Regions from separate parts of the Mus musculus genome. Here region 2 is linked to region 1. A link is a contact called in ENCODE Hi-C or POLR2A ChIA-PET data. All regions are on one chromosome and are shown on one strand. The core of a region is the stretch at or near the end of the contact, and the rest is flanking DNA. Distances in the headings are between cores, read along the strand shown.

Evidence for each region. Hi-C counts contacts between places; a loop is a spot of excess contacts on that map. ChIA-PET counts read pairs that join two places held with the same protein, here RNA polymerase II (POLR2A).
Region 2: a loop to region 1 is called in a map of left cerebral cortex, with 9 times the contacts of the local background. The contact joins the promoter of Cdkn1b here to the promoter of Dusp16 in region 1. A Hi-C loop is called at or near these places in 7 of 37 maps with a recorded cell type or tissue (heart and left cerebral cortex). POLR2A ChIA-PET finds 5 or more read pairs at or near these places in 4 of 5 experiments (Patski and embryonic stem cell).

The regions. Positions count from the first base shown.
Region 1 is chr6:134,790,724-134,794,502 of GRCm38, reverse strand. Dusp16 (dual specificity phosphatase 16) reads left to right here and starts at 1,875. Exons shown (of 7, transcript NM_130447.3): 1 at 1,875-2,226. 1700055D16Rik (RIKEN cDNA 1700055D16 gene) reads right to left here and starts at 2,143. Exons shown (of 2, transcript NR_151454.1): 1 at 2,007-2,143.
Region 2 is chr6:134,918,593-134,922,371 of GRCm38, reverse strand. Cdkn1b (cyclin-dependent kinase inhibitor 1B) reads right to left here and starts at 1,971. Exons shown (of 3, transcript NM_009875.4): 1 at 978-1,971; 2 at 289-416. The coding sequence starts at 1,452. The coding sequence ends at 298.

The DNA of each region.
Region 1 (3,779 bases), core at 626-3,125:
CTTATATAGCTCTTTTTCACCTACTCCTCTCCCAACTTCCAAAAGCAGGCGTCTTGGTGGTTGTCAGCTGGTGACGCTGCAGTACCGCGTCCTGCCACGAGAGGACAGGGAGCCGCCTCCACTCAAATCCGCAGAAGGTCAAAGGCACCTCTCCTCTAAGCTGGGTCGGCATCGGCAAGCTCAGCTTGCAGCTTCTGCGGTTCTCACCTCCAAAAGGGCTCCCTTTTTCACTCTGAAAGATGACCTGCAAGTCCCCGGAGGCATATTCCATAATGGTTACCTTAAATGATTAATGATTGCCAGCCTTAACGGGTGCACCTTTGTTGCAGGGTTTAAAGGTGGGAGAGGACTAACAGAAACGTTACCTTTCTAACCCACTCGGAAAGCACGCCAAGCCACCTAGGCGGTGCCCACATCGATTCACCTCAACATACTGCTTGAAGGCCGGAATCCTTACTTCAGTACCCTGCAGATGGCGTGTGTTGAGGGGTACAGGAATCTGGTTCTTGGGCCAGTCCACTCGAAGTGTGCTTTTCTGTCATTGATCTCATCTTTGTTATGTGATATCCACGTGAGTCCTTTTTAGTAGAAGCTTCAAGCTCAGATGCTCAAAGAACACTGGAATAAAGCTTCGATTGTCCTATTCAGTTGCTGAGAGTGGTTGTCGCCACCTCAGGTCTCTCATTTTCCTAAGTAGGTAGTGTCTCAAAACAAAGCTACTTTGAAAAGAAGGGAGAAAAAAGCAAAAGCAAAAGCAAACCAAAACAAACAAAAAACCCAAACCCATGAAAGACTTGGAGTTAAAGTAGGCTCAAGTAGGTCTTGCATCTCTTGAAAGCAAGTGAACTCTGGTTTGACTTAAAGATGATGCTGTACTACCGATGTCGAGAATACTTACTTAATGTGTAAGGGCGTTTTGATTTCATGTTTGTGTGTGCGCCCCATGTGTGCTCGGTGCCCATGGAGGTCAGCGGAGGGCATCAGATCCCCTGGAACTGGAGTTACAGATGGTTCTGGGCTGCCATGTGGGTGCTGGGAATCGAGCCGTCAGTGCTCCTAACAACCCTAAAATACCTTTAACGTCTTATTACATTTTATTTGTGTGTGTGTATTACATTTTATTTATTTATTTGTGTGTGTGTGTGTGTGTAGCGGGGTGGGGAACAGCATGTGGACTGAGGACAACTTTCAAAGGCGGTTCTCTCCACCGCATGGACCCTTTACTTGTTGAGCCATCTCGAGGGCACGCAGAAAAGATTCTTTTAGAAAAAATAATTCTTGGCTGCGTTTGCCCGCACTCGTGTAGTAGGGTCTTTCAAGGACGAAGACATAGGTGAAGATATGTTTGATATCACCGGTGCAGTTTTCCTTCAAGTACCTGTAACTTCCCTCTCAAGAGAAAAGCCCCGGATTTGGGATTCCGGGACCTTCTTACAAAATGATTGACTGCAGCACTCTCAGATCGCCTTGCTTTCCTTCCCCTAGAGTGGGGGCATTGGAGCAGCCGCCTCCGTCGGAGGAGAGACCCCAGCGCGGGCAGGAGGCGGGCGGGCCACAGACCCAGGCTCCCGGGCCGCGAACCCGGAGCGCCGAGGCGCCGCTCGGTCGGCCCGGTACGCGACCCGAGCCCGCCTCCCGGAGGCTCCGGAGGCTCCGGCTCGCGGGGACGAGCGCCGAGGGGCGGGCGATGCGCGGCCTGGGCCGGAGACCCCGCCCCCCCACCCCGCCCCCCGCCCCGCCCTCGCCCGTCTCCTCCTTTCCCCCCCGGGCTCCGCTGAGTTCATTCACTGGGATTGGTTTCAAGTGACGCCATCTCTTTATTTTTAAACCGATGACCTCATCCGCGCTTGAAGTTTCCTGACCAGCGACTCTTTCTCTCTCCCCAACCCCCACACTACCCCCCCTGGTCCCCTCCTGCGGGCATCACCGTTTGGGGGGGCTCTCATCCCGTTTCCAACCATTTACCCTCCCCCTCTCGCTTTTCCCGCGCGGACCCCCAACTTTACCTCAACTTCTTCATCCCTGTCGACATTTTTTTTTCCCTCTTTCGGGGGGCGGTGGAAGAGAAAGTGAAGAAAAGTTGCAAACGCCCGGGCTCTCGCTAAGCTCTCCGCCCACCCTTCAGAGGAGAAGCCCCGGCGGCGAGGAGGACGCGCGAGCGACGGCTGGGCGACGCGGTGACAACGCTCGCTCCCCTCCGCGAGCCTGGAGCCGGCGGCCCCTCAAGTAAGTGTTCGCGGCGGGCCGCGGGCCGGCTGGGAGGCGCGTCCGCTCCTCGTGCCGGCCGCCGCGCGCTCTCCCCGGCCGGGGGCCGGCGGGCCACGGCGGCCCGGAGCGGCGACGGCGGCGGCGGGGGGTGTGTAGGCCGCGCTGGGGGTCGGCCCGAGCCGCGGGGGCGCCCCGGCCTCGCCGCGCCGAGCGGGCGAGCGGGCGAGCGGGCGAACGAGCCCCGGGCCGCGGGTCGCCGGCACCTGGGCGGGCGAAGCTGCTCACTTCCAGACTGTTACACAACACGCCTGCCAAGTGGGGCCCTGACTGTTTCCATAATCCCAAATTCACCTTGTGTGTGTGCAGGCAGCCAGCGAGGCCACCTGGGGAGCGACCGTGTCGCTTCCTTAAACAAGGAAAAAAAAAAAAAAACCCACCCCCAAAACTCAACTTTCATTCCGGGGCTCCCGTCACGGTGTTGGAGGAAAACGGTCCGCCGGTGACTCCTTTATTTACAGTAGCTGTAAAATGTGAGACATGAAAACGGGGAAACAACGGACGGTGTGTGTGTGTGTGTGTGTGTGTGTACGGTGTAGTTTCACGTGGAAAAAAAAAAACCCTAAGGAGGACATACATGCAAACTCTTTAAGAGCGACGGGTTGTTTCCTACAGAAAGCTGATAATACACTTGGGGAAAGTACAAGGAGATCTTAAAATGAATGGCTTGTGCAAAATTGGAAAGAACTTTTCTTAAACGCCTGTTGCAAAGATCCTTGGTGTTTTGAAGTCCTGTGTGTCTCAGATTGTTTGGAGAACGCACACCTCTAATCAGCCCATGATTAGAGAGGAAAAACCTGTTGCATAATCTCATTTGCTGTGGGGTTGGCTGTGCCGTCCCCTGAACCAAGGGGAAGTGAGTTAGGATGAGGGTTTTTAAACCTCTGAGGTTTTTATTTACACAGTGCGCTGGGTGCCACTTTGCTTTTAAAGATTGTAAGTAAATACTCTGCTCTTACAAGCGAATCAAACCTATCGAACCTGCTGGGAAAATGACCAGGTATGTGTTCTCTCCTGCTCACGTTATCTCTCTCTCTCTGAAATAGATTCTCAGGGGGAATAAGCCTCTTTGGCCACTCTGTGGAGCTTGATAGTACATACAGTTAACAACTACTTCCTCAAAAAGCCTACACTTTTTCATCTCCCTTAAAGAAAAGACCTTTAAAGGTAAATTTCAGAAGAAGGGGAAAAAAGCTTAACAATTGAGACAATTCAAATATTAGCGAGCACACTGTGGGAGGCTGTAATTCAGATTTATAGAATTCTCTATTGGGTGAAGACCAGTCGCTTGGAGAAGTAAATTGAAAACTGAAGTGTCTGTGGCTTTGTGTATTCTAGTCAAAATGTGACCAGGCACTGCAAAAGGGTTTTGTCTTTATGTAAAAAATAAAACTGTGGAACTTATTGTGTTTAAAGACATTGTGGAATGTTGATATTTTCATAACATTTACCATCTTATGGACAAATTCAGAACTTCAGCTTGAATTATTAGTTTTAAGGTGTAAGATTTTGTG
Region 2 (3,779 bases), core at 722-3,221, 130 kb before region 1:
TGGGATTCATAAGGATACGACCGTCCCTATCCTTTGGGGCCTTGGTGGCAAGTTCTTGCTTGGGAACCTCATTCTGATTCCACTTTAAGGTAAATATCTTGGGGTGCAAATACTGCATTATAGTCCCCTCAAGTGATTCCAGCCTTCCCCAGTGTTAATTTTTTTGATCAAGGAAAGTAATTCCTCCTGGCAGGCAACTAATCTGCCAGCAGTCCTGGGGTCTGCAGGCCCCCCGGGGAGCGCAGCCCAGATGGGGTGTCAGTTTTGTGTTCTTCCTCATTAACCCACCGGAGCTGTTTACGTCTGGCGTCGAAGGCCGGGCTTCTTGGGCGTCTGCTCCACAGTGCCAGCGTTCGGGGAACCGTCTGAAACATTTTCTTCTGTTCTGTTGGCCCTTTTGTTTTGCGAAGAAGAATCTAAGAGGGGGGCAAGGGGAAATTTTTAAGAGAACACACACAAACCATCTTTATTATCGACAACAATGGCTGACAGAAGTAGGCCCAAGGGATGAACAACCCACTCACTACCTCCACCCACGACCCCTGGACCCGTCATCCCCGGTAGCATCTAAGGACACAAAATAAGGTTGTTCCCACTAACACAAGGAGTATTCTACACCCCACGTCTCTTCCCCACCCCCATCCCCACCCCCACCCCCCCACCCCAGCCAAGGAGGAGGCAGTTGGTAAACATCCGAACTTTTGTCACGTATCTACAGCTGGCTAGAGGGGAGGAACTGTGATGCGTTCGGCTACGGAAGTTATCACATCTTACTATCTCCGGCTTCTGACTTCAAAATCATAAACAGGGCAAGCAGTCGGATAGGGGGTATGTCAAACCTAAGCTTCAAACAAGTTCGATTTCCCAGAGCTAAAGCAGAACACGCTGGAGAAAGCAAGTGAACAGGGTCTAGTAAAGGGGCGCTTACGGAGACAGACAGACAGACAGACATTTTAAGTTTTCCAAAGAGTCACTACCTTCTGCAGCAGGTCGCTTCCTCATCCCTGGACACTGCTCCGCTAACCCAGCCGGATTGTCTGACGAGTCAGGCATTTGGTCCACCAAATGCCGGTCCTCAGAGTTTGCCTGAGACCCAATTAAAGGCACCGCCTGGCGGCTCCCGCTGACATCCTGGCTCTCCTGCGCCAGCACCTTGCAGGCGCTCTTGGGGGGGCGCGGGGGCCTGTAGTAGAACTCGGGCAAGCTGCCCCTCTCCACCTCCTGCCACTCGTATCTGCCCTCCAGGGGCTTATGATTCTGAAAGTCGAAATTCCACTTGCGCTGACTCGCTTCTTCCATATCCCGGCAGTGCTTCTCCAAGTCCCGGGTTAGTTCTTCATGATTGACCGGGCCGAAGAGATTTCTGCAGGCGGAAGGCTTGGGGTGCTCCGCTTGTCTGGCGTCCATCCGCTCCAGGCTCGGGCTCCCGTTAGACACTCTCACGTTTGACATCTTCCTCCTCGGGCGGGTGTGGACCACCGCCTCGCCTCTCTCCGGAAAAAAAAAAATGAAATAAACAACAAAACCGAACAAAAGCGAAACGCCACGGATGGAGCGCAAAACCCTCTTCGAAGTTCTGCGACTGCACACAGACAGTCAAATGGAGCAGAGCCAGGCGAGCGACCGCCCGAGCCGCAGTAGCGCGCAGGTCTGGGGAAGAGAGGCGCAGGGACACCCCAGCCGCCGCGCAGCTCGAGGCTTCAGTGATCAAGTGTACTGGAGGGCGGGGAAGGGAGGGGAGGAGGCAGGAGGAGGTGGCAAACAGTCGGAGCGTAGGCTGGGGCGAGCCCGTGTGTCCCGCGAACGCAGCCCCTCTCCAAACCTTGCCGCCGCGCGAGTCTCGGAGCCGCGAGTGAGTCGGGACAAGGGATGAGGGGGGAAAACACCCCAAAAGCACGAGCCCCCCTCCTTTTTTAGTTGCCCAATATGGCGGTGGAAGGGAGGCTGACGAAGAAGAAGATGATTGACACTGCAAGTCTATTTAAACAGAGGAGGAGCTCCATTGGTCTCGGCGCCGGGAGCCGCTCCGCCCAGGCTGGCGAGCGCGCTCTTAAGGTGGCCCCGGGCGCGGCGCCGCCGCCTCTCCGCGCTCCCGAGCGCGCCGCCTCCCCGTAGCGCCGCCAGGACATTGGCTGGTCGCGTGACTACTCGGAGGTGTACGACTGCCAACAAACCTGCTCTGGCTGGCCCCGGAGAAATTAAAAATAAGACAAACAAACTAGCCAAACGGCCGGAGAGCTGGGGAGGGGCCAGCGCGGCGGCCAGGCAGGGACCCGGGGATCTAGGTCCCGGCGCTGCAGAGCTGCGCTGGCAGGCGCGTCACCGCTCCCGACTGCGACCTCCAGGTCTTTGCCCGCGAAACCTAGGGCCTGGACCAGTGGGCTCCTAGGTCGCTGGCGGCTTATTAGGAGCTTCGGTGGCTAGTTCAGCCCACCTGCATTCGCCGAGGTGGGAATGGAGGAGGGTATGCGAGAGATTCAGGAAACCTTGGCTCAGGGCCTGGGGCAGCCCACCCACCCCCACCCGGCAGGGTGCCTTAGCTGGGGTGCGGAATCGGCCGCTTAGCCTGACCCCAGAAGTCTCTGCTATGTAGGACAGGCCAGGAGGTGGTTTCAAAAAGAAGCCAGGACTGACCGCTCTTATCAGGGTGTTTCTGAATCCAAGCGCTTCCACCGTAGGATCTCGAGATTGAAAACCCCCAGTGCTCTCCCAAGCCTCTCTTTAGAGCCGTCCCAGACAGAAATCAGAAAAAGCCAGTTCTGATTTTCTTGGTTCCTAAGCACAGTGAAAGCCATTGCTATAGCGTGTGGGAACTCGCCTTTATACCCTTATGTTCTTTCCCGGGCGAAGCCGTTCCCTCCACCTGAGTCCAGACGCCAACTACAACAGTGCCTTCCTTCTCTTTTTTCTCCCACCAGCCTGTTGCTTCCAACCTACTCAGTACAATATTCAAATACAAGCAAATACTTTTAGAGAGCTGCAGGTTGTTAAAGGGCGAAAACACTTTCCTAAGGATCTAAGACTAGATTTGCAAGTGATTTATAATACCACCACCACGGTATTACCAACATCTAGTAATGTTGGGTGGGTTTTTTTCAGCTCCTTGGGCAACTTCACATTTCTCTATCACTGCTGAGCACAGTGACAGAAGTTAAAACAGAATAGCCAGGCCTGTCGTATCTCAGAGTTCAGTGAGATTTTAAGGGCTTTGCCCACTAGTATTCCCAAACAGTCTTGGTTTGCGCTAAACACAAAACATGTTACAGGAAATTAAATTTCTGGTTTAGTGTCCCAAAGAAGCATGGTTTTCCTATCTTCCTCTGGTGTAGGTGAGACTGAATATTGACTTGTTTTCTTAGCCACATCTTTGCCAGGATGTGTGTGTGTGTGTGTGTGTGTGTGTGTGCGCGCGCGCGCGCGCACGTGCACGTGTGTGTGTGTGTGTGTGTGTGTGTGTGTGTGTGTGTGTGTGTGCCTTGCCTCCTGCATTCAAAATGTAACAGTCCAGAAAGTTCTTAGATAGGTTTAGCCTCTTTTTACCAATGAGGAAATTGATACTCAGGTTTCCTGTCTGGGGACTTCTATTCAGTTGGTGGCAGAGTCTCCTCATTCTCGGCTGGTTTGGGTTTTGTCTGTTTTCTTCTGGTGGTCTCAGTGTTCCTGATTTTGTCTGGATTTGGATGGGTTGCAGTCTGCAGACTCTACTCTCTTACAAGGATCCAAAAGGTCTCTTTCCAGGCCTTGGATGCCCACAGATGTCTCCTTGATCATCAAGTGCA